3 separate regions of the Homo sapiens genome follow, and regions 2 and 3 are each linked to region 1. A link is a loop called in an ENCODE intact Hi-C map of the cell type or tissue named here. Cell type or tissue: HCT116. All regions are shown on one strand.

Evidence for each region. Hi-C counts contacts between places; a loop is a spot of excess contacts. Peaks named below come from ENCODE experiments on the same cell type or tissue, not always from the same donor. Only the 100,000 strongest peaks of a DNase experiment are listed, where the experiment ranks them.
Region 2: it touches region 1 in a loop (7-fold over the local background); 33 of 110 quality-filtered maps call a loop at or near these places.
Region 3: a loop joins it to region 1, with 7 times the contacts of the local background. A loop is called at or near these places in 37 of 110 quality-filtered maps.

Annotation. Positions count from the first base shown.
Region 1 is chr6:158,700,215-158,708,214 of GRCh38, forward strand. It overlaps SYTL3 (synaptotagmin like 3), which reads left to right. Exons shown (of 18, transcript NM_001242394.2): 7 at 7,016-7,067. Among named protein-coding and RNA genes, the nearest start is that of SYTL3, 54 kb to the left of the region's middle. RefSeq lists enhancers at 4,636-4,685, 7,533-8,000. In HCT116, CTCF peaks have their summits at 4,167 (motif pointing right) and 6,368 (motif pointing left); DNase peaks (open chromatin) are centred at 4,097, 4,441, 6,367 and 7,107; H3K4me3 peaks cover 2,031 bases; H3K27ac peaks cover 5,999 bases.
Region 2 is chr6:159,100,443-159,108,442 of GRCh38, forward strand. LOC112267968 reads right to left here. Exons shown (of 5, transcript XM_047419645.1): 2 at 4,780-4,862. LOC124901449 reads left to right here and starts at 6,570. Exons shown (of 5, transcript XR_007059837.1): 1 at 6,570-7,206; 2 at 7,307-7,711. RefSeq lists a silencer at 7,338-7,407. In HCT116, a CTCF peak has its summit at 3,851 (motif pointing left); DNase peaks (open chromatin) are centred at 3,838 and 6,479.
Region 3 is chr6:159,130,078-159,138,077 of GRCh38, forward strand. No RefSeq gene overlaps it. Among named protein-coding and RNA genes, the nearest start is that of FNDC1, 35 kb to the right of the region's middle. In HCT116, a CTCF peak has its summit at 4,849 (motif pointing left); DNase peaks (open chromatin) are centred at 4,844 and 5,146; H3K4me3 peaks cover 378 bases.

The DNA.
Region 1 (8,000 bases):
CATTGTACTCCAGCCTGGGCAACAAGAGCGAAACTCTGTCTCATAAATAAATAAATAAACAAATAAACAAAACATTTTATTTTGTAGAGATGGGATCTTGCTATGTTATCCAGGCTGGTCTTGAACTCCTGGGCTCAAGCAGTCCTCCCACCTCAGCCTCCCAAAGTGCTGGGATTACAGGTATGAGCCACCACACCCGGCGTCACTTATTCTTATCTCTCTCGAAGTACCTGTGTGTATTGCACTTAATTAATGTGAATGAATTAATGAAATTACATGTAAGCTAAATTGTGCAAAACCAATGACCTTGTGTTAATACACATTTGGTTGTACAGCTCAAATGAAGTAATGCTTCCTGCTATTGTTAAAATAGTGTTGGTTGCTACTGATGTTGTATGTATGTATGTATGTATGTATTTTGAGACGGAGTCTTGCTCTGTCGCCCAGGCTGGAGTGCAGTGGAGCGATCTTGGCTCACTGCAAGGTCCGCCTCCTGGGTTCATGCCATTCTCCTGCCTCAGCCTCCTGAGTAGCTGGGACTACAGGTGCCCGCCACCACGGCCGGCTAATTTTTTGTACTTTTAGTAGAGACGGGGTTTCACTGTGTTAGCCAGGATGGTCTCGATCTCCTGACCTCATGATCTGCCCTCCTTGGCCTCCCAAGGTGCTGGGATTACAGGCATGAGCCACCGCACCTGGCCTGTTGTATTTATAAGCACCACCTCTTATATGGCAAGCCCTCTTCTGGGTACCAGGGACAGCGAGATGCAGAAGATGAGGCCATGTCCTCAAAAAGGGGAGAGACAGATGCATATTGATTACAGTGGAGTCAGAGGAGTTTTAGTGCAGGCGTGCACAGTAACCACAATGGGGCCAGCCTGGTGAGGACAGTCATGGAATCCCTGTGAATGAACTCTTAGAAGGGTCATGGAGGAGGTGAGCTGGGGTGTAGATGAAGGAGGTGAGCTGGGGTGTAGATGAAGGAGTGTGAGCTGGGGTGTAGATGAAGGAGTGTGAGCTGGGGTGTAGATGAAGGAGTGTGAGCTGGGGTGTAGATGAAGGAGTGTGAGCTGGGGTGTAGATGAAGGAGTGTGAGCTGGGGTGTAGATGAAGGAGTGTGAGCTGGGGTGTAGATGAAGGAGTGTGAGCTGGGGTGTAGATGAAGGAGTGTGAGCTGGGGTGTAGATGAAGGGCTGTCTGGGGGAGGAGCCGTGGGAAGAGGGTCATGGAGGAGTGTGAGCTGGGGTGTACATGAAGGACTGTCTGGGGGGAGGAGCCATGGGGAGAGGGTCATGGAGGAGTGTGAGCTGGGGTGTAGATGAAGAGCTGTTCTGGGGGGGAGGAGGCGTGGGGAGAGGCACAAGGCCTGGAGTGGGCACAGGCAGCTGGGAGGCTCTGTTTGACTGGGGCTGAGCGAAGGAGATGGGGGTGGCAGAAAGGGACAGTGGAGAGGCAGGTAGTCACTCAAGCACCCGCGGCCTCTGGATTTGCCTCCTGGGGCTGCAGTAACAGAGTGCCACAACCTGGGGATCCTCCAACAACAGAAATGTATCATCTCCCAGTTCTGGAGGCTGGTAGGCCGAAATTGAGGTGTCAGTGGGGCCATGCTTCCTCTGCTGGTGCTAGGGTAGAACGCTGCCTCCCTCTTCCTGCTTCTAGTGGGTCTCAGCAATTACCCCAGTCTCTGCCCTGATGGTCACGGGGCTGTCTCCACATTGTCTCCCCTCTGTGCCCATCTGCCTGTGTGTCTAGATTCCCCCTTCCCTTCTTGTTTTTGAGACAGGGTTTTACTCTGTCACTCAGGCTGGAGTGCAGTGCTGCGATTATAGCTCACTGTAGCCTGTCAGTCCTGGGCTCAAGCTATCCTCCCACCTCAGCCTCCTGAGTAGCTGGATGGGAGGATCACTGCAGGCACATGCCACCATGCCCAGCTCATTTAAAATTTTTTTTGTAGAAAAAAAATTAGCTGGGTCTGGTAACTCACGCCTGTAATCCCAGCTACTTGGGAGGCTGAGGCAGGAGAATCACTTGAACCCGGGAGGCGGAGGTTGCAGTGAACCAAGATCGCGCTATTGTACTCCAGCCTGGGCAACAAGAGTGAGACTCTGTCTCAAAAAAAAAAAAAAAAAAAATTTTTTTTTTTTTATAGGACATAGTCTCACTAAGTTACCCAGGCTGGTCTCAAACTCCTGGCCTCAAGTGGTCTCTTCTGCCTCCTGGAGGAGGCTGATGTGGGAGGATCGCTTGAGCCCTGGAGTGAGAGGCTACAGTGAGCTATGATCACAGCACTGCACTCCAGCCTGAGTGACAGAGTAAAACCCCGTCTCAAAAACAAGAGGGGGGGAAAAGAAGTTACTCAGCTTTCTGGGACATGGTTGTTGGTTTCCAGGTGGTCGTTTCCCCCCGGCTTTGTATTAGGAAAATGTTCGAATAGAAGCAGAGCGGTGACCCCGTGTCTGTACAGCCCTCGACTATCCCCGTTTTGGTCTTGTCCCCACCCGCTCCCCACCCTAAGTTATATTTGTACACTTTTTCTGACTTCCTGCAGGCTTTTTAGGCAAGTTGTGGTACAAAATCCGTTTTGTCACTTGTAGACGTTGTGACTTTGGGCCCATGACACCTTATCCCTGAGCCTCGCTTTTCATTTATAAAATTGGGGGCCTGGCACAGTGGCTCACGCCTGTAATCCCAGCACCTTGGGAGGCCGAGGCGGACGAATCACAAGGTCAGGAGATCGAGACCATCCTGGCTAATACGGTGAAACCCCATCTCTACTAAAAATACAAAAAATTAGCCAGGTGTGGTGGCGGGCGCCTGTAGTTCCAGCTACTTGGGAGGCTGAGGCAGGAGAATCACTCGAACCTGGGAGGCGGAGGTTGCAGTGAGCCAAGATCGTGCCACTGTACTCCAGCCTGGGCGACAGAGCAAGACTCTGTCTTAAAAAAAAAAAAAAAAAAAAAAAAATTGGGATGACACCTGGCAACCACCCGAGCAGCAAATGTGTGCAAAATGCTCCGCGCCGTGCCTGGCAGACACGGCTGCCAACCAGCCATGTGCCTGAGACAAGCCCTGGCAGCCTCAGACCTGGGCCCTGGCCTGCAGCTGTTCCTGTCCCTGGCAAAGACGGGTATCCCTGCTAAAGTCACTCGCCAGCCAGACCGGGCAGGGTGGTGGGGGCCCTTGGTCCAAAACACCTGCCTCTCGAGGGATGCCTGTCTGTGAGCATCTCACAGCTCCTTGCGCGAATACTGACATGTTAACAAGAGGTCAAAATTCAGGGCTCTTTAAGGAAGCTTCTAGGAAGAAACAACTGAGGAATCAAAGAGAAGAAGTGAAATGACAGTCAACAGTGGGCTGGTAAAAGCCACACAGGGCAGTGCTGCTCCAACTTCCTTGAGTTCTCAAATCTGCCCGGATCTTGCTCCAATGGGATTGGGGCTCTGCAGGCTGGAGGCTGCCTGGGGCTCTGTGTCTCTAGCAACCCCTGCCCTGCTGAGAGCAACAGCCCACAACTGGGGCAGTGAGGCAGGGGGCAGAGTGGGACCTGCGGGTCCCCCTGCATGCTTTCATATGTCCTGTGAACTAAGAGTGGGTTTTATATTATTATCATTATTATTATTATTATTATTATTATTATTATTTTGAGATGGAGTCTCATTCTATCTCCCAGGCTGGAGTGCAGTGGTGTAATCTGGGCTCACTGCAACCTTTGCCTCTTGAGTTCAGCCTCCCGAGTAGCTGCGATTACAAGCGTGTGACCTCATGCCCGGCTAGGCTAATCTTTGTATTTTTAGTAGAGACGAGGTTTCATCATGTTGGCCAGGCTAGTCTCGAACTTCTGGCCTCAAGTGATCCGCCTGCCTCAGCCTCCCAAAGTGCTGGGATTACAGATGTGAGCCACCACACCTGGCCGGGTTTTACATTTTTAAATGGTTAAAAAAAAAAACAAAAGAATAATCTTTGTGACACATTCAAATTTCAGTGCCCATGAAGTTTCGTGGGAACGGGCACGCCTGCCCTTTATTACTGTCTGTGGCTGCTGTCATAGGGCGGAATTGAGCAGCTGTGACGGGCCCCTCCCTGGGGCCAGCACAGTGCAACGTTCCCTCTCCAGCCTTGACCCAGGCCCCGCCTGTGCCCCGCGTCGCTGCAGCCGGCAGGGGGCAGCAGAAAGCCACGCGCACGCCCGGTCCGTGCAGGAGCCGCAGCGGGGACGCGGGGGATTTGCGACCCGGGCCGAAGCGGAGGTTTCCTAGCTGGGGTCTGAGATGTGGACCTGAGGCAGAACTGCCCGTGGGGGATAGCAGGAGGAGACGAGGTGGGGGTGACAGTAATCGTGCAGGCAGGGCCGGCCTCACCGGGTAGGCAGGGCAATAAGGGACAATTGGTTTGCTGGAGTGAAAGGGCAAGGCCTGCAGGCGGAGGGGTGACCCCGCAGGGTGGGGCACCCCGGAAGCCACGTGGGCCTGGACTTCAGACCACGCCATAGGGAGTCACTGAAGGGTTCCAGGTGGTAGTGTGATAGCCTCAGATTCTCTAAGAGGGATGTGGCTTTTTGGTGACTGTGCCTCAGGATACTGTTGCCACAACCAGGGACAGAGTGACAGTGAGGGCTGTAAGGCCACATAGGGCAGGAGGGACCCAGGGCAGGGTGACAGTGAGGGCTGTAAGGCCACATAGGGCAGGAGGGACCCAGGGCAGGGTGACAGTGAGGGCTGTAAGGCCACATAGGGCAGGAGGGACCCAGGGCAGGGTGACAGTGAGGGCTGTAAGGCCACATAGGGCAGGAGGGACCCGGGGCAGGGTGACAGTGAGGGCTGTAAGGCCACATAGGGCAGGAGGGACCCGGGGCAGGGTGACAGTGAGGGCTATAAGGCCACATAGGGCAGGAGGGACCTGGGGACAGGGTGACAGTGAGGGCTGTAAGGCCACATAGGGCAGGAGGGACCCAGGGCAGGGTGACAGTGAGGGCTGTAAGGCCACATAGGGCAGGAGGGACCTGGGGACAGGGTGACAGTGAGGGCTGTAAGGCCACATAGGGCAGGAGGGACCTGGGGACAGGGTGACAGTGAGGGCTGTAAGGCCACATAGGGCAGGAGGGACCTGGGGACAGGGTGACAGTGAGGGCTGTAAGGCCACATAGGGCAGGAGGGACCCGGGGCAGGGTGACAGTGAGGGCTGTAAGGCCACGTAGGACAGGAGGAACCCGGGGCAGGGTAACACTGAGGGCCGTAAGGTCACATAGGGCAGGAGGGACCTGGGGACAGGGTGACAGGGCTATAAGGCCACGTAGGACAGGAAGAACCCGGGGCAGGGTAACACTGAGGGCTGTAAGGTCACATAGAGCAGCGGGGGGGGACCTGGGGGCAGGGTAACAGTGAGATCTGGAAAGTCACATAGAGCAGGAGGGACTCGGGGCAGGGTGACAGTGAGGGCTGTAAGGTCACATAGACCTGGGGACAGGGTGACAGTGAGGGCTGTAAGGTCACATAGACCTGGGGACAGGGTGATAGGTGAGGGCTGTAAGGCCACGTAGGGCATGGGGGACCCAGGAACAGGGTGACAGTGATGGCTGTAAGGCCACATAGGGCAGGGGGATCCAGAGACAGGAGCACCCTGTGGTATATTGCCGCCCGCAGACTGCTGTGCACCAGCTGTCTCCCAGGTCTGTGCTCGCCCCAGGATGGGCAGGATGAGCAGCGTGGCTGTTTTTCTCTTGCTTCCATGGCCAGCACACTGCAGTCAGGCTGTTTTTTGCTTGGACCTGGATGTTTTCTCTCAGGGGGCTCCTGCAGGTGCTAGCTTTGGTCCCTGACCAGCTGGTCCTACTAGTTGAGTGCCCGGGCTTCAGGCAAGACTGTGTTGTACCTTTTCATTCTGTCTTAGGGAAGTATTTCTTAATGGGGAGGGGAAGGGTCACAGGTGCCTTATAGAATCCTGTGAAAGCCAGATGTCCCCCAGATGAACCCCAGAAAATGCACACAGGCAGGTGGACTCGGAACTTTAGCCATGATTTCAAAGACTCCTGCACTCGCTATGGCCAGCCTGGCTAAGGACCCTGATCTAGGGGCTGCCTTCTTCCTTTGAGGCTTGGGGCTTGGTGTTGAGAGCTTAACATCACATGCTATTTGCCCTCCCAAAGGCCAGCCCATCTGATTTTCTTACTGTCCGTGTCCTTCAGTGGGTCTTATGGAAGTGATGTTTCCATATGTAAATGGTTTTTTTGGAATGGCTGAAATCCCCCAAGCTTCGGCACAGGAGCTAGACTGCCTCCCAGGGTGGCAGGCCCGGTGTTCTGGTCTGTGTATTGGGCAGAGTGGAGCCCTCTGGGAACCTCCCTTAGCAGGAGAATGCTGCTTCCTTCCCAGCCCCCTGCTGGACGAGGACTGGTCTCTTCCTATGCATTTGGCCAGGGAACACTGTGTTCACAGAACTGGGAACATGCTGAGTTTTATTTCTGGCGTCTTAACACATCATAAAAACCTCTTTTCTTGAAACAAAAAGAGTACTATATCAGATGCAGTCTTATTTAGGAAATTATTAGCCTCTGTAACTAGAAATAAGTAGATTACAGTTTTTAAAAGATTAATTTAATCTTCATCACAAGGCAAGCTTACAGGAATAGATTCATTCCATTATGAAATGTTTCCAAAGGACGAATGGAAGATTTAGAAAATCTAATCCAATATCAACTTTTAATAAAAGTAGTCATTCCCAACAATTATGGTTTCATAATGTGTGTGTATGTTTAAATGACTTTAGGAGAGTACAATTTCCATAACATAAAATGTGTCTTTTCAGTCTACAATGCAATGATTTTGAGTAAATTTACAAAGTTGTACAACCATCTCTACACTCTAATTTTGGAACATTTCTATCACCTCAAAATGATCTCTTACTTTTTAATCACAAGAAATGATACTAGAGAAAATAATTTTAATCTACTATTTCCTGTATTTACATTAGCTAAGTGCTATTCTTAATAATAAACGCCCTCTATGGATATCTCTCGCAGGCAAACATGAGACAGTTGGAGGGCAGCTCTTGCAATCTTATCAGAAGCTGAGGTGAGTGTTACAAAGGACAGACCGTCCCTGGCCCTCCGGGGCAGGAGCGCAGAGGACACTCTGCAAGAACTTATAGGTCTCTTGACTTTCACATGTCACTGCTTTGGAATGTGACTCTTTTTTTTTTTTTTCTTTTAAAGATAAAGTTCCTGAAAAAGATTAAAGCAGAGATGTTTCCAGATTCTCATGAGAAACCTTCTAGTTAGCATAGTATTTTCTCACTAGACATTCAGCTCTACTTCTTAAATTCTCCTGAAGTGTTATAAGGAAACTAAATATTATGTTTAATTGCGCTTAAGTGAAATTCTAAAGCAAGCATGTGCTTTGATTAATCATGCCTATCTCTAACACCCTACCCAGCGCCTGGCGCGTTAGAGATACTGGTGAAATAAACATTGATAGAATTGAATAATGGCCTGAGAGATGTGAACTTCTTTGCACAAAATTCTAAAAACTGAGCAGTCATGAAGCTGGCCATAATTCACACACCTGATTACACTCAATTTATTAAAGTGTTTCTGAAAGCTCCCCACCAGCTGCTATTTTGTTTGGCCCATGGTGAAATTTTCCAATATCGAGACTTTTTCATTTTTTTCCTCCCCTGTTCTTTCCCATTTCTTTTAGCACAAGCTTCCAGTTTGCTTCGTGGTTGATTCTCACATCCACAACATTTTTGGCGCTTCTGCTGGTGTGGTTTGTGCTAAGAGAACACGGGAGCGCAGATGGGAACCAGGGGTTTCCCCGCAGCCAGGTGGCAGGTCCAGGCCGGAGCACCCAGGCTGTTTCAGAACACATGACTGAGTGGGGCGGAGTACCCAGACTTTAGGCAGCATCGCCCTCATATAGATACCAGGAAATCATGCCCCTCGTAGAGCAGCAGGTCCAAGCAGGGCTGCTGGCTATTTTTCCAAAAAGTGAGGCAGTTTAAAAAAA
Region 2 (8,000 bases), 400 kb after region 1:
GATCGATCTCGCCAGGCTCTGTGTGCTAACCCTGGCCCCTCTCTGCTGCTTGCCAAGAGGCCCTCTCCGCATTTCAACCCAGGGACCACTTGCAGCCTAGAGTGGGTGTCTCCCTGCAAACCTGTGTCACCTACTTGTCTGGCTCATCTGCCTGTCTCGTCTGTTGTAACGCACGTGGTCTCTTTCATTTCCACAGCCCCAGCATAGTGCCTGGAAGTGGGACGTGCAGGCACTATGGAAAAAGGACTTGGGTGGTTCCGAAGGGAAACCAGGCAGTGGAGGCAGAGGCAGGGAAATAGAACCACAGTGAATGGATGAAACCTTCACAGATCTGTTGAACGACCTTTGATCTTTTATGTGCCTTGCTTGATTTGCTTTCCACTGAGGTCACCTGCATTTCTCTCAACCTATCCTAGCCCTCACCACAGCCAGTCTGAAGTCAGATGGCAAAGTTGTGGAGTGTTAGAAAAAGCAGTGGCTGGTGGAGCAAATGGGGGTTGGGGGAGTGGTGGGGACATGACTCCCCCTTGAGGGCCCTGCCCAGCTGTTCCACAGCAGCCTGGCTGGCCCCTTCCTAGGCAGCCTCTTTGTCTTAGCAGCGTCTTTCCAAGGTCAGCAGGCTCTTTCGCGATAAGAGCGGACATTGCTGAGCCCTGACTCTGTACCCGCCGGTGTTCTAGAAGAACCTGCACTTGATCCAACAAAGCAGAGAGTTCTTGGGTCCTTTTCTTTCCTTTTCCTTTCTGAAACTGTATAATAAACACATAAAAGTAAAAAATATTTACAATACCTTATAACAAATGCCAGATGCTATGTATTCCCTGTCTACTGGCTGGCTGTTTTGGTTTTTCTATTGAGATTTTGCTCTTGAGTGGTAGTAAAATGCCATTTTCCCTCTGTGATTCTATCATTAGTTTCCCAATAATTTCTTTAATAATAATAATATTTGGTATTTTAGAAGGTTTAGAGTTCAGAGCACTTTCCCCCTCATCATCTCACTTGATTTTAATTCTCGTCTACCTCATGAATAGGGCAGGAATCCTCACCCCCTGCGTACAGAAGGGGGACCAGAAGCTCAGAGAAAGAAGGGGCAAACTGAAGGAATCACTGGCAGCAGAAGGACATAAATCAGGCCCCAGATTCTCAGTTTGCCCTGTTGTGCACATCAACAATTCTTATCTTTTCATTACATTTGTTGATTTGGTTGATCTCATCAGAGACCGTCATCTAAAGAGTCAGTTGTATTCAGGCCATGCCAGAATGTTCTGTTTGTGGACACAGTGAGCTAAGGCGGTGCCTCTGGGCTCAAGAGAAACGCCGCAGCAGGGCAGGAGGCAGGACCATGCTGCCCATGTGTTAGCTCGTCTGCAGGGCCAGGCGTGTGGCGGGTTCCAGTCTCCGAGTGTGGTGGTAGGCTCAGCGCTGGGAAATTTCACGTCTCAACACATCTCTTGGGAAAAAGGACTTGGGTGGTTCTGAAGGGAAACCAGGCAGTGGAGGCAGAGGCAGGGAAATAGAGCCCCAGTGCATCTGCAAGTGTAGCTGAGGGTGCAGCGTGGTGGAAGCACTTTATAGTCTACACCAGGATTTCTTAAACAGGAGTCTGAGGATTGCTTCAAGGGGGAGAGGGGCAGAGATTGTTTTTTTTTTTTTTTAAAGAAGCAGATTCTCAAAGGGCTTCATTCATGTCCTCCCAAATATTGAGGACTCACTCTTTAGTAGGAATTCCATGAATAAAGGAATAACATATGACATCTGAAGTGGAGTTGTCCCTTATTATCCTGTTTGTTTTCAAGGTAGCCTCACAAATTCAAATGGCGTCCCCTGCACCCTTCAAACTCGCCCTGGCATTCAGAACGCTGCTATTCTCTGCTTGGAAGGGTCCTCGCCTGGCACAGCAAACTCCCATGTTTACCAGAATCCGACTCAAATCTCACCTCTGGGTGGTGCCTCCTTAGACCCCTGGGAAGACCTGGGTACCCTCCTCTAAGCCTGCCCAGCACCCTCTCTGTCTCTAACACCTGTCTCCCTGTCCTGTAGTGACTTGCTCACCTGTCACTATGTTGGAACACCTTGCTGTATTCATTTTCCCATCCCCAGCATTGATCTCTGTGCCAGGTTCACAGAAGGTGTCCAGGAGATCGCTGTGTGATTGACAGTCTGGAAGCTGGGCTATTAAGGGCAGTTGTCCAGCCAAATCTGAGTGAAACTGGGTCAGGATTTAAAGATGTGGTTAGTCTGATTCACATAGACTCTGTAAATGTCACTGAAGATTATCACTGGCATTTGGATGGTGTGGTCTCTGTGACCACAGGGCAGAAAATTCAATTATTCAGCACTTGCTGTATGCAAAGCACTCTACGGAATCCCATGAGTAGGAGGAAGTCTCAAAGAGGATGAAGACATTGCCCCTTCTTCCAGGAGATGTTTAAGTTCTATTTGATTGGGTCAAGCTCATATAAAATTCAAGGTTTTGAGGCTTGGTCTCATGATCAGACTAGCCAGCTTGGGCCAGAAGTGTTTTGCGCTTGGATACTCTCACAGGTACACTTCATATTCTCAAACTAAACATCTGGTAACACAGAGCAGTTGGCAAGATAATCAGGTTTCTTTTTGTAGGTCTTCGGAAGGAGAACAATTGGATAGTATGAGGGGATCATTTGCCAATTATAGATAGTAGCCCTGGAAAGCACTGGAGAGACCTGGGCCCTAACACGGGGGAAAAGTTCAGAAATTCATCGACGGGAGCGGAAGTTAGACACATTTTAATTTCACGTGCTGTCTTGAATACTGTGTACCACGGCAGCGTCTTTACTCGAGACTCAAAATCATTTGACTCTTCTACAAACTGGATTCCCATTCAAGATTTTCTCATTCTCCTCTACTGTGGATATTAGCTTGGAATAGATCATTAGCGTCCATATAGAATTTGAAATCTTTATTTGAAGTTATAACCGCTAAAAATGATTGTTAAAATCATGGTGTGTAGATTCAGATATGAGGTTCCCAGATAGCAAATTTAAGCCTTCTCTAACCACACCCCTTAAAGGGCCTCTGCGGACACCTCCACCCCCTTGTGAGACCCAGGAGTCTCTTCCAGAGTGCAGTAGCAGAGGAGTGGCTTCCCCGGGGAACAAATACTGCGTGGTGCACCGTGGTCCCGACCAGACACGCTGGCCCTCCTGGAGGCCTCAGGCATTACTTAGACCTTCAGCCAAGTCTCTCTTCTGTTTGGAGAGCTTGGGAAAGCAGTTTTCATCTCCTAATGGAAAATGAAAATCTGTCATCACCTTTCACATCATCAGCCTCCTGGAGCCCCCTAGTCCGTCTGACTGCAGTTATGTCCCAGATAATGAGGCTTCAAGCAAGCCCCCTAAGTGCACAGCGCTGCAGGCTCAGCCCTCTCTGCACTCCTCTTTCTTCCCCGCCTTCCTCTCTTCTGGATCTGGATCCCCCCACACCTGCTCAGTCACCAACAGCAACCTGCCGGGTATCAGCTACCCCACTCTGGGGTGGCGGTGGCTCGGGTGAGGACAGGGCTGTGCCTGCAAATGGCCCCCTCGGGCCTTTCTCCCTGTCCCATCGCTCCCTGCTTCTTTCACAAAAGTCAACATCACAGCCTGTAACCCAAAGGCTGATAGGATGTGCGGATAACAGCTATATAACCTTAATTCTCAAACGATGGGAGACAGCCAGGGAATTTCGTGTCAGCTATCCACTGCTGTGGCTCCGTGGAAATGCTTCCAGCACAAACAACCTGTGTACACTGCAGAACCTTTCACTCAGGAGGGAGGTCTGAGCACGGCTAGTTTTTGCTGCCTCGGAAGGGGTCAGGGCTCCCTCTGCAGGGAGCCCGTGGTTCTGCCGCAGCAGCGGAGCCTCCAGCGCCAGTCGGTGACCCTCCTGCCCATGCCTGGGAGGATGTGAGCTCTGGTGCCCCAGGCAGCCTGGAATTGTGCCCTGGGAGTGGGGCTGGGGCAAGGGAGAGGCTGCAGTGTCATTACAGGGATGTCCTCCTTTCCTGGAGGTCACTTTGGGCTTGACCACGGGCTGTCCACTGCCTGGCGTGGTCTCTGATTTGCTGCTCTCTGCGGACCCTTGGTTGTGCTCTTTCGGGCTTATCTAACCTTACTCATGCAAAGACCCGAAGCTCTGGCATTCCCCATATCTGACCTGGGATCCCTAGTCTTTCTCATTATCTGTGCTACCCCCTCCCAGAGTGTCCCGGGGAGAATCACCGCATCCACTTCCTGAGGTGGGTTTGATGAATGATGCAATGTGGCTATGGTGAGGGCGTCTGGCCTGTGGCAAATGCCCAGTAACTGGCTCAAGCTTTTGTTCTGCCTGGTCCCGCCTGGCTGGGAGCCTTAGGGAGGGATATTAATGCTTATCCAGTTTGGGCCAATTCAGTAAAGAAAACTTTAAACTTAAACAACCCTCTTAGATGGACTGCATTTTACTTTTGTGAATTGGGTTTTTTTTTTCCCCTGCTCTTTGGTTGTTTTTGGAGTATAATAACATGATGCCAAAAATACCTTGGTGATTCGTGAACAACCTGATGTTTTGCCCCTGGGCTGCCACGTGTCTGAGGACAAGCTGGGTGCTGCTTACACCTGCATAGTTCCTCCGGGCAGCAGGCTCACACTCTGCTGCTGTCATGTAAAGCACCCTAGAGATGAGATCAGCCAGGCAGGCTGAGGTTAGGCCTCTGTTCATGGAGAGGCTCAGTGCCTTCATGGGCTCCCTGGCAGCGGTTCAGTGTGGTGGGTTTTCACCTACCTGGTGTGTGGCCGTGCCTTGCCTAAAATCTTGTCCAGTCCAGCAGCTGGCACTGAGGAGCAGCTCTGAGCCAGGTTCCTGAGCTGTGGGAACAAACAAAGCAGGGCTGATCATTGTCTTGCTTGGTAGGAAACGGCAGCTGCACTTAAGGCACTCATGTAAAAAGTGTGTTCCTAAACAAAATGGAGAAAACCAAATTGTCTCCTTGTTATCCTCTGCTCTGCTGCACTGCCTGGAAGGGACTTACACCTAAATTCGGAATAAATACATTTATCAACGAGGTCCCAACTCTCGGACCATTGGTGAATGGCCAGGGATGCCTGATTAGATGATAACATAAGACAGTTCCGGCAGAAAGGGGCGGGCTGTGGACCCTTCTGAAGCTCCAGTGGTTGAACTACTGGATTCAACTTAAAACATCAGTCCATTTTTGCATTAAGTGAAAGCAGTAGTTGTGCAAATCATTGTACTCACACTGGCCGAGGAAGCACCAGGGACCGAAAAGGACAGGGTGGAAATCTCCCTCCCCAGCCCTCTCTTAGCCTGCTTGGTGTGATCAGGACTCTTGATTTCTGGGTCTCCAATGCAGTGACTCTAACTCTGAACATTGGCTGTGTTTCCAGCCCCTTTCATGTGTGGCTATTTGACAACCAGTAAGCAACACTTTGACTTCATTTCTGCAAAATAAAGATCACCATTGTTTTCTCGACTGTGTCCAGCTGTGTTTATTTTAAAGTACCTTGTTTTCCATTTTATTGAGAATGGCTACAGAACTCTGCCATATGCTCTGCATTAATGAGAGGGCATCTGTTCCATCCCATCGTGCTTGGTCAACATCTCACACACTCTGTTTACTCCTACTTTATAAGCAATAAGGAATCTCCAACAGATAATGGAAGAGTTGCTTCTTTCCAGACTGGAGGTGGCTTCGTGCAGAAGTGGAGAAGTGAGCACCCTCCCTGGCCCCTGTGAATCAGGTCTTCCTGGCCTGGGCTCATTGGATTTTAGTCTCATGTTAAAAGGACCCAATTCCTGCCAGGTGTGGCATTAGATTTCACTGAGAGTAGAAATCCCTAAACATCGAACCCCCTGATAATCAAATGCAAAAACTCATTCCAAAGACAAACAGAAATCATATTCATTGTCAAAAATCACATGGACCTTCCAGGATAGGAAAGAACAAGGAAGATGGTCAGGTTTTACCCCTCAGATGATCTTATAGGGTAAATGAGGAGTCAGAATACATATGAATACAAAGAGATGAACTGCAAAATCAGGCTGCAAATGATCAAGCTGTGGTGAATCAGGTAGACCAGAAAGGTCCTCTGAAGAAGCCGTGCTGGTGGGCTGGGCCAGGTCTCTCTCCAGCACGGTGCGCCCAGACCAGGTCCAGGACAAAGCTGGATGATTGAACTAGAGAAAAAAAAAAAAGACAACCAGGTGTGGCTTTTTGAGTGAAGAATGAGCCTCTTCTGTCTAAGATGCCCCATCTGTGTCCTAGCTAATGCCTAGCACCACCCTTATAAGGCAGGAGAATAGGGAATTAGGGTAACCAAGGGTTAAGGCATAAGCAAAGGAACAGCAGGTGCAGCCAGTTCTAGGCAAGATTAGGCAGCATACAGGCCACAACCTCACTCCTGTGATAACAAAACGGAAGTTTCCACTTCAGCCTCTGATTGGTTGGGGGCCCATCCATCATAGCGGGTAACCAATTGGAGGCCTCTAAAGGGAATCTAGGGGTGTTACCAAATTATTTCAGCTTAACAAAAACCCCAAAGAACATTCTAAATGGGGCTCTTGAGCTGCTTCGTTGATCGAGCCAACTCTCACTCTATAGAGTGTACTTTCACTTCAATAAACCTGCACTTTCGTTGCTTCCTTCCTTTGTTGCTTTGTGCATTTTATTAAATCCTTTGTCCAACACGCCAAGAACCTGGACAACTCACAGTCACGACTTCCTATCTGGTAACACTCATTCCTTTGCAAAATGTTTCTTGATCTCTGTTAAAAGGCAAGTACATGGTAAGGTGCTCTTATTCATGTACTCCTCCAGGTGAATGATTTGATGTCTTCCCTTCCTAAAACCAGGTTTTTATGGGAGAGGAAGAAGTGGGGAGTATGAAGACCCCAGGAAAAGAGTTTTTAAAGAGGAGGAGATCCAATTTCACACCTTTGAGTAGTCCAGCTCTGGAATCCAGTACAGGATTTTTGGAAGATTCACCAAGATCCATCTTTCCTTTTCCTGCTATTCTTTCCAAATAGGTAAAGAAGTAGCTGAGGGAAACGCAGCTTTGTGAGGGAAGCCTGGAGCGTGAGAAATCTGCTCACACTGGATTCTGCCTCGGGCTCGACAGAATGTCACAGCAGACCCGCGATGTGACAGGCTCACTGGTGTACACACGGCTGTGTCGGCCATGGCCCTGTCAGGTGGGTCAGGAAGGAAAGGCCCCCCAGTTCATACTTCTGAGTCATCGGTCAGATAGGAATCACGTTCTTTTTTTTTTTTTTTTTTTTTTCACTCACACAGCTACCCTGAAGCTTCAGATCTACTTCCTGGCTCAGACCACCTGCAACACACTGGTTTGGCATCTAGCGGGTTGTGCTTGCAGAACAGCAGGCTGGCTCCGTGCACCTGCTCAGTGGGGCTGGGCTTTAGCAACCTGCATTGAGGCTGCTCTTCTTAACTTTTCTCTAACTTGCTTCATGAAAGTTAATTCTGCTGGGACCCCACGAGGCAGCGGAGAGCCCACTCTGCCCATGATTGGTGCCCTGGGCTGGCACGCAGAGTTTAATGGAGGAGCCCGGGAGAGAGGGATGCCTGAGAACCAGGGATGTGGGCTGGAGCAGTGCCACCTCCTCTAACTCACCCGCAAGCCCAGCCAACCGGCTAAACCTTCCCCACAGAGCCTCAGTCTCCTTATCTGTAAAATGGGTATGCCTTGTGTTTTCCCCTGCGTTTCCTTGCTCCCCTTGGGAATATGACAGTAGTTGAAGTCAGCTTTCTAAGCCTTGTCTTTTATGAAATGTAATGCTTTATTTTCTCGTGAAAAGAAATGAAGCTATCAGAGACCAGGCGGGAGATTTTTTTGAGCGTAGAGTGAAGAGTTGCTCTTCCTTTCCTGCCCTCAAAATGTTCCTACAACCTTGCTCTTTAATGGGAAGTATTTTTTTTTTCAGACATAGTATTAGAGTGATTCTGTATATCTAACACCTTCATCAAA
Region 3 (8,000 bases), 430 kb after region 1:
CCTCTCATTTTTCATGATTACTTGAAGGCCCTGGTGGAAGCTCTGCTCCAGGACAAGGGGACGCCAGTCACCTGTGGCGCCATCTCAAGGTGGCATCGCGTGGAGCTGGGTCCTGCTCTTACTGCCGCCTGACAGCAGTGCCCAGCCTGGCTCGGTGCCTCACCTGCCCCTGCCCCACCATCAGCGCTTTCTTAACAGAATAGCAATGCCGTTCCGGTGTTCTTCCATTCCCAAGCCACTGCGTGTGTCTCTGAGGAAACTGCCCCTTCCACTGTGGGAGGTCCGGCCCTGATTAGTCGCCAGAGACACACCTGGCAGGAGGCCCATGTGGACCCTGAGAGCAGACTTAGGGCCTCTGTGGCCAGGAATTCCGGGGCCCTGGGTGTCAGGAGGGGACCAGAGGGGCACATGGTCTGTGGTGGGCACACCTCTCTGGCCTTTCGGATTCCTCAGCTGGTGGGAAGAAGTGAAGCCAGAGAGAGGCCAAGCATCACCCTCCAAAGCGGAGGCTGGGAGCAGAGGCTGCACGCTGGGCTGTGAGGTGGGGCTGCCCTGAAAATCTTTCCTGAAGATGTACCTCAACCAGGTGAAAGATGGACTGAGAATGAGAAAATGATGCTAGAACAGGGCGTGGGACTTCCCACAAGCCAGGGCTTCTCCAGATGTGGCCTATGGACTCCCAGGTCAGCACCACCTGGGACCTGGTGAAGAACGCACCCTGGCAGGCCTCGCCCCAGACCCGGGAATCCTAGAGAAGGGGTGGCCCAGCAGTCTGTGTTTCCACAGGTCCCGAGTGCTTCTGATGCAGCTGCTGAGCAGACCCCGCTCATCTCAGGAGTCCCGAGGACACTCGCTTCCCTGCAGCCCGTCCGCCCTCCATAAGCCTGGGGGCATCTGCCCTGCAGCACTGGGGAGGAGCCACCTCCTTGTCTGGGAACAGCCAAGCCTCCGTGACAGCTGAGGATTCTTGTGGATTGTTCTTTCTGTAACTGGACAGCACATCCGGAATTCCTTGCCATAGCTCTGTGCCTTGCTGGGGTCTGAGGTTCACAGGTCAGATGCTGCTGTCTGGTCCTTCCCAATTGCGGCGTGAATTCCTTCATCCTCACCAGTAGCTTCTTGCTCTCCCCAAGGGAGGCACGTGCTTAGTAGGGAGAGAGGCCTACCAAGGTTGCCATCTGCCATGGGCTCAATTGTGTCCCCAACCCCCCTGCAAATTATATATTGAAGTCCTCGCCCCCAGTACCTCAGAATGTGGTTGTACTTGCAGACAGGGTCTTTAAATAGGTGATGAAGTCAGTATGAGGTGATTAGGGTGGGCCCTAATCCACGATGATGGGAGTCCTTGTAAGAAGGGAGTAGGACACAGACATGTATGGAGGGAAGACGCGGGCAGAGGAGGGCTGTCTGCAAGGCAAGGAAAGGGGTCATCGGAAGACAGCAACCCTGCCACACCTTGATTTTGGATTTCCAGCTTCCAAAATGGAAAGAAGATGATTTTTTTGTTGTTGCTGCTCAAGCCCCCCAGTCCGTGGCAGTTTGTCATGGCCACCCCAGGTGACCAAGACGCCATTCCATCTGACCTGCTCCCTGGGCCTGTCTTTCTGTCTGGGTGTCTGGTTTTCCTGCTGTGCTTTGTAACCCCCGGATCTGATTCCTGACCTCCGTCTTATTTGGTGTTTACAGCAGCCACTCCTTGGCACGCTTTGCTGTTTTGATAAGTGTAACTTTTGTCCCTTCCCCTAAATACTAAAGAAAGTTGCATCAGGTTTAAGAAGCATCCCTTCCTCTCAGTCGTGGCTGGGGATTCCTCGGCCACCACATTCTGTTATTAATGGCTTATGTTGTGTGTGGTCCTCTGGTCTCTTGTTGGTCTTTGAATGTTTTCTTATCCAAGCCTACAGGGTGGTAGCCCCACCTCTAGTGGCCCCTAGCTGTCTTTAATCTTGTGTATGAAATTAAAATATCCAGGACCATGAAAACTGAGTGCTGAGAGGCTCTAATTGTGGCATATTTTACAAACACACGTGCACCCATGAAGACTTTTGGTTGAATTACAATTGTATGTGGATATACCTGCCTCTAGTACACAGCACACTGAGTTTTTCTAGGATGGGGGCTGTGTTATTTTTCTCTCTGTAGTCCCAGACTTAGGAGGATGCCTGGAATTTTCTAGGTGTGTAATTGTTATTTTTTTTTTTTGAAAGAATGGATGTTTATGAGGGAGTGGAAACTCCAAGTTTAAAGAAACAAAACCATAATTTCCCATAATTTCAGCTTTACCAAACTTTCCTACCCAAAGGCCGGGACTTATCTCTTGACACAAAACTTTGTAAATAGATTAGACCGCTTGTGGTCATTCTTGGAGCAGCTTCTCTCTATGCACTTGACTTCTGAATGCAACATTGATTTTGATTCTTCACCCTCCTCTCTTTTTACTTTGGCCCCTTTCAGGGTACACAAACTGCTGTCAAGGTCAGATTCATGGACAGGATCCAGGAACAACCATTTCCCACCCTGGGCCACACAGAAGAAAAAGATACTTTGTGATTTCTGGTGCAAAGCAGAGATGAGGCTTTGTCTTGTGGCTGGAAGAGAGAGGGGGCTTGGGCAGAGAAGCTGGCAGAGAGGGTCCAAGGCAGGGGACGGGAAGGCTCTGGCACCCTTCCAGAGAGGGCACCTGTGGGAGGAGTTGTGAGGGGCTGGGCTTTGTGAGGCCTGGGGCCCAGGCGATCAGGCGATCCTGCTTTGGAGGCAGAGATGGCGCAGTGCCCCGGAAAATGGAGAGGAGGCCCTGCCCTCCACCCCACGCCTGTGGCAGCGGCAGGGAGTCTGTGGCACCGGGGGCTGGAGCAAGCACCGAGGGCAGAAGGGGCGGCGGGTGGCTGTGGGCAGGACACACGGGAAGGGTTTGGCCACAGTCCACACGGGACGCCCCTGGGGTTCCAGCCACAACAGGGAAGGCTGCGAGGCAGGGCTGAGGGATGGCTCCTGCAATGTGGGTGTTGTTGCTGACCAGCCCTGGTTCTCGCCTCAGCCACCTCCCTGCCACAAAGGCTATGATATTTTCCCCCAGGAAAGTCAATGTGGCTGCACAGACATTTCTTATAAAGCTACATCACACCCCCACCAGGGGCTGCATTACAGGTATTAGGATCCCCATTGCTCCTTTCCACCACATCTTCCCTGGTGCCCCTTCGCTCGTCATTCACAGTGGTGTCCTGCCCTTCCTCCCGGCTCCTTACACCTTCATTTTCTCCAGCATCCGCTTAGTATTGATTTCTCTCGTGTTTTCACATATTGGTTTTGTTTGCTGAGCCAGATCATGGGGAGCTCTGTGAGGATGGGGAGCTTGTCTTACATATCTTCCTCATTTTCTATACCCAAACACCTACCACATGGGAGCACACAGCTGCCACTCAGGAATTGCTTGGTGGGTTGAATGAATGGCTTAGAAAGCAGAGTTCTTCCTTAGTTCGTTTTCTTTCTTTCTTTCTTTCTTTCTTTCTTTCTTTCTTTCTTTCTTTCTTTCTTTCTTTCCTTCTTTCCTTCTTTCTTTCCTTCTTTCTTTCTTTCTTTCTTTCTTTCTTTCTTTCTTTCTTTCTTTCTTTCTCTTTCCTTCTTTCTTTCTTTCTTTCTTTCTTTCTTTCTTTCTTTCTCTTCTTTCTTTCTTTCTCTTTCTTTCTTTCTTTCTTTCTTTCTCTTCTTTCTTTCTTTCTTTCTTTCTTTCTTTCTCTCTCTCTCTTTCTTTCTTTCTCTTTTTTAAATGTAACTTTCATTTTAGGTTCAGGGGAACATGTCCAGGTTTGTTATACAGATAAACTATGCAGGTTTGTTGTACAGATTATTTCATCACCCAGGTACTAAGCCTAGTATCTATTAGTTATTTTTCCTGATCTTTGTCCTCCCACTCTCCACCCTCCGATAGGCCCGTGTCTCTTGTTCCCCTCTATGTGTCCTCAACATTTAGCTCCCACTTCTAAGTCAGAACATGCCTTGTTTGGTTCTCTGTTCCTGCATTAGTTTGCTAAGGATAATGGCCTCTAGCTCCATTCACGTCCCTGCAAAGGACATGATCTTGTTCCTTTTTATGGCTGCATAGTGTTCCATGGTGTATATGGACCACATTTTTTTTTATCCAGTCTACCATTGGTGGGCATTTACGTTGATTCCACGTCTTTGCTATTGTGAACAGTGCTGCAATGTATACACACATGCATGTGTTTTTATGGCAGAACGATTTCTATTCCTTTTGGTGTATACTCAGTAAATGGGATTGCTGGGCCGAATGGTATTTCAGACAGATTATTTTCTATAGAGACGAATCCTGGTCGCAGCCGAAGCAGCATGCCCCCTCCTTTCCCAGCTCAGCCACACACCCCGCTTATCTCCTGTTGCTGTTTCAAACACCCTCCCGCCTTTCCACCGCAAAGACCCTGCGCTTTGCGAAGATCCTCACTAGGGAATTTTGGAGACAGAACCTCTGAGAGCTGTCACCTCAGCTCGGGTTAGAAATCAATTCAGATTTCTGTGGGCAGCCTGAGTCCTGAGTGCACACCCAGACTTGCCTTTTCTTGCACACAATAGGCACTCAAAGTTTGCTCAATAAACAAGTAAATCAAGAGAAAATAATAAAAAGAGAGAACCCTCTTATTTGACTAAAGGAATGAGTTTGTATGTATTAGTTGCATACCCACCACATGCATATTGTAGTTGAACTGTTTTAGGATCCATGGGGGAGAATGGCCGTGCAGCTTGGCCCAAGTAGCTCTTTGCCAACAGGGAGGAGGCTGTCGCTATTGCCACCACTTCTTTACCACGATGGCTCTCTGTTTCCCTCTGGTGGTAGATCCATGCCCTGCAGTGGATGTTTCTACGATTCCCACAAGGTTAAATTTGAGCAGAATGGATTGTTAAATCTTGAAGGTCCTTACAGGTCTGTGATTACAGAGTTTCCCCAGCTAGACTATTGTGACACAATCTGGAAAGCCTCTGAATTCTTTACAAGATTAAAAATTGGTTTAAATTTTGATGAAAGTGAAAATATAAGCATCTTATGGGAGATGTGGATGATTGCTTTCCAATCACGTCCTGCACTGCAGTTCTGTTTTCACATTTGCCAGCACAGCCTGGGCTCCCTGTACCAGTAAAAGTTTTGCAGTTCGAAAACCGCAGCACACTATGGAATAAGCAAGCCCAGCGCAAAAGGCTTGTGCCTTCAGTCCACCTTCAGTGATGGGTGGCAATTCAGTTTCAGAAATGCGACATCCTCTCTCATGTTAGTTTGGCCAATTGAACTCTAATGATTTTAGTGTTGTTACTAATTACTTTAAAAATGTACTTTGGTGATACTTAAGCGCTATATGTCCAGCTTACACCTTATTTTATAATTGTGTATTTTTATGTGTTATTACAGTAAAAATGAAGTAATTCAAATGTGGAGGTCTGCAGGTTTTCCCTTTAACACTGGGTCAAGTGTTGAGCTTGTGTGAACAACAAATGATGCAACTGAGGTCCAGATGAATATGTCAGTGTAGCAGCATCATGTATTTGATTGAGGGCAGACCCAGGAATGCACACATAGAGCAGGTGTTCAAACTCCCAGTCCTGCATTCTCTCCACCAGGCCATCCAAATTGTCTGGATTCAAGAAAATCTATTTTGGTATTGATGAACTCCACTCTTTGCTTCCTTTTATCGGTGGAGACTGGATCTGTAATCACTTAAAAATAATCGACATTGAGATTAATTACTTCTTTTCATGTTGATTCAAGTCACAATGTATTTCATGTTGTCTGTAGCATTTTGCTTAACAATATTAAAATTATGTGATTCTTGCCCAAGAACAGCTTATAATTACATGCAGTGGGGAGAGGAGAGACGTATATGGAAATGTAAATAATTAACGGATAGTGTAGCAAGGCAAAGCTGTCACTGTTTTTCATTGTTTTCATTCTTTGTATCCCAGCAGTAACCTTTCTGAAAGTCTCCTAGGAAGTCAAGAAGGAAGCCCCAGTCCTCCTTGTCTCAGGTGTATCTGTCCAGGGGTCACTGCTCATTTCTGTGTGGGAGAATATGGCATATGAGCCTCAGGAGGAGGGTGGCCTGAAAGACACACTGCTCATGAGGTCTTATAGCATATAAGGGCTCTTTGGGAAGAATCAAACCCCCCAATCCCCGAGGCTGGGGTTTCCTTCTCTCAGAGCTGGAGAGCAATTTCTCTGCCACCAGCGCTGACGATTTGCCTTGGCTTGGAAAGCAGCAAGCTCTTATTGTGGCTGGCCAGGCCAGGGGACCCGTCACCAATGGGGCTGCACGTGCCAAAGCACTGCCGCCATGGAAGTGTGTGCCTGCTTGTGCACAGTCTGTGCATACACCAGTGTGTGCACATGCATGTATGCAGGCGTGCACGTGTGTCTGTGTGCACACACATATGTGCATCCACACTGGAGGCGAGGCCAGCTTCCTCACGTGTGGGACATGCAGCAGCTCTGGGTAGAGTCTGTGTTTTTCAGGCAGTGAGTGATACTTCATCTGGGGGCCCTGCAAGTTGGGAGTGGGGTATTCCTGAGTCATTTTGGCCTCTCAGACATTATGTGACTCCAGTGTAATCCCCAAACATGGGCCTTTGCTGCTTCCAAGTTCCAGGATAATTAGCTATGAATGTGCTGAGTGTTTTTGAAATTGTGGCCACCTATCTCTAGGACCTAAGAGTCCTCTATCTACAGTGTCAGGGAGTGTGTAGGCAAAGGTGACAGAGCGTGTGCAAACTAAGATAGTCCCTCTCCTGTCATGTATGCATTATCCACTCACCCCCAAACAATGGCTTTTGATAATTTCTCACCACTTGGTGGGCAGGCTGGGCCAGGTGGTCTAGGATGGCACCCTCCTGTGGCCTGTGGTTGGCCGATGGGAGCTAGGGCAACGTGTGGCTCATCCCCCGGCTGGCTGACTGGCCTGGGCTCCTCCTTCATGCGGTGCTGGGGCAAGGCTCCCTCACCTGTCACCTTGTTGATGTCCCACTGGCCAAGCCCAGCTTCAAGCGGGGTGAAGACATACTTCACCTCTTGACAGGAGTGTCCACCAAGTCATGTTGCAGTTGGGGGGAGGGGGCATAATTGAGGACTTGTTAGGAATCTCCCTGCTTTGCAGCTGAACAGCAAAGATGAAGACATGGACCCCACCCTCACACGATTCAGAGTCTGGGCTGGGGGTCAGGTTGAGGACTGGATGGGGACTATACCGGCCCCGTGACCCACCATCAGAGTTGACTAAAGGCCAATAGGGCCCTTAGGGTGACACAGAAGTGGGCCCCACAGGGTGACATAGAAGATGCTGGGGGCGGGCTGCAAAGGGCAGGGGGCCCGTCCATCAGTGGAGAAACGGGCACAGCAAGCGCCATGTCAGGGGAATGGTGGGGAGGGGTTGGGAGAGGGCTGGTTGGGGCAAAGGAGGCAAATTAGGCCACCAAGCTGTGGCTAATTTGACCTTATTACAGAAAGGGTGGTATGATATTGTTATTGCTTTTAATCAGTTTCACGTTCTTGTTCAGGTAACTCTTGAACTTTTACTTATAATAGCTCTAGCAAATTTACCGAAAGTTTCTGTTTCTCTCTCTTTCTCCATTTCTGGCATTTATTGGTGCAACTGACAGAGTAGAATGAAAAATATGTGCATGAGTTTATACCCCAAGTCCAGGGATGATTTATGTAATCCTTTTTCCATTTCAGATGCATACTGATGTTTCTGTGGGAGTTACATTTATTATCCCAATTATATGGTGAAAGGGAAAACACATTTATACATTCATAGCTGAGGGGGTTGCAACTTCAGCTTTTCTGATTAAATTTGGCACGAGGATTGTGGCGACATTGAAAGCTGAAATTGCTGGAGATATTATTTATTGTGGCCTGCAGGCATTGTAGCAGAAATGGAATTTTACTTGAAATCGTAAAGAAAAAAAAGGCCTGAGGATTTCGGGATGCACAATTGCGTGGATGT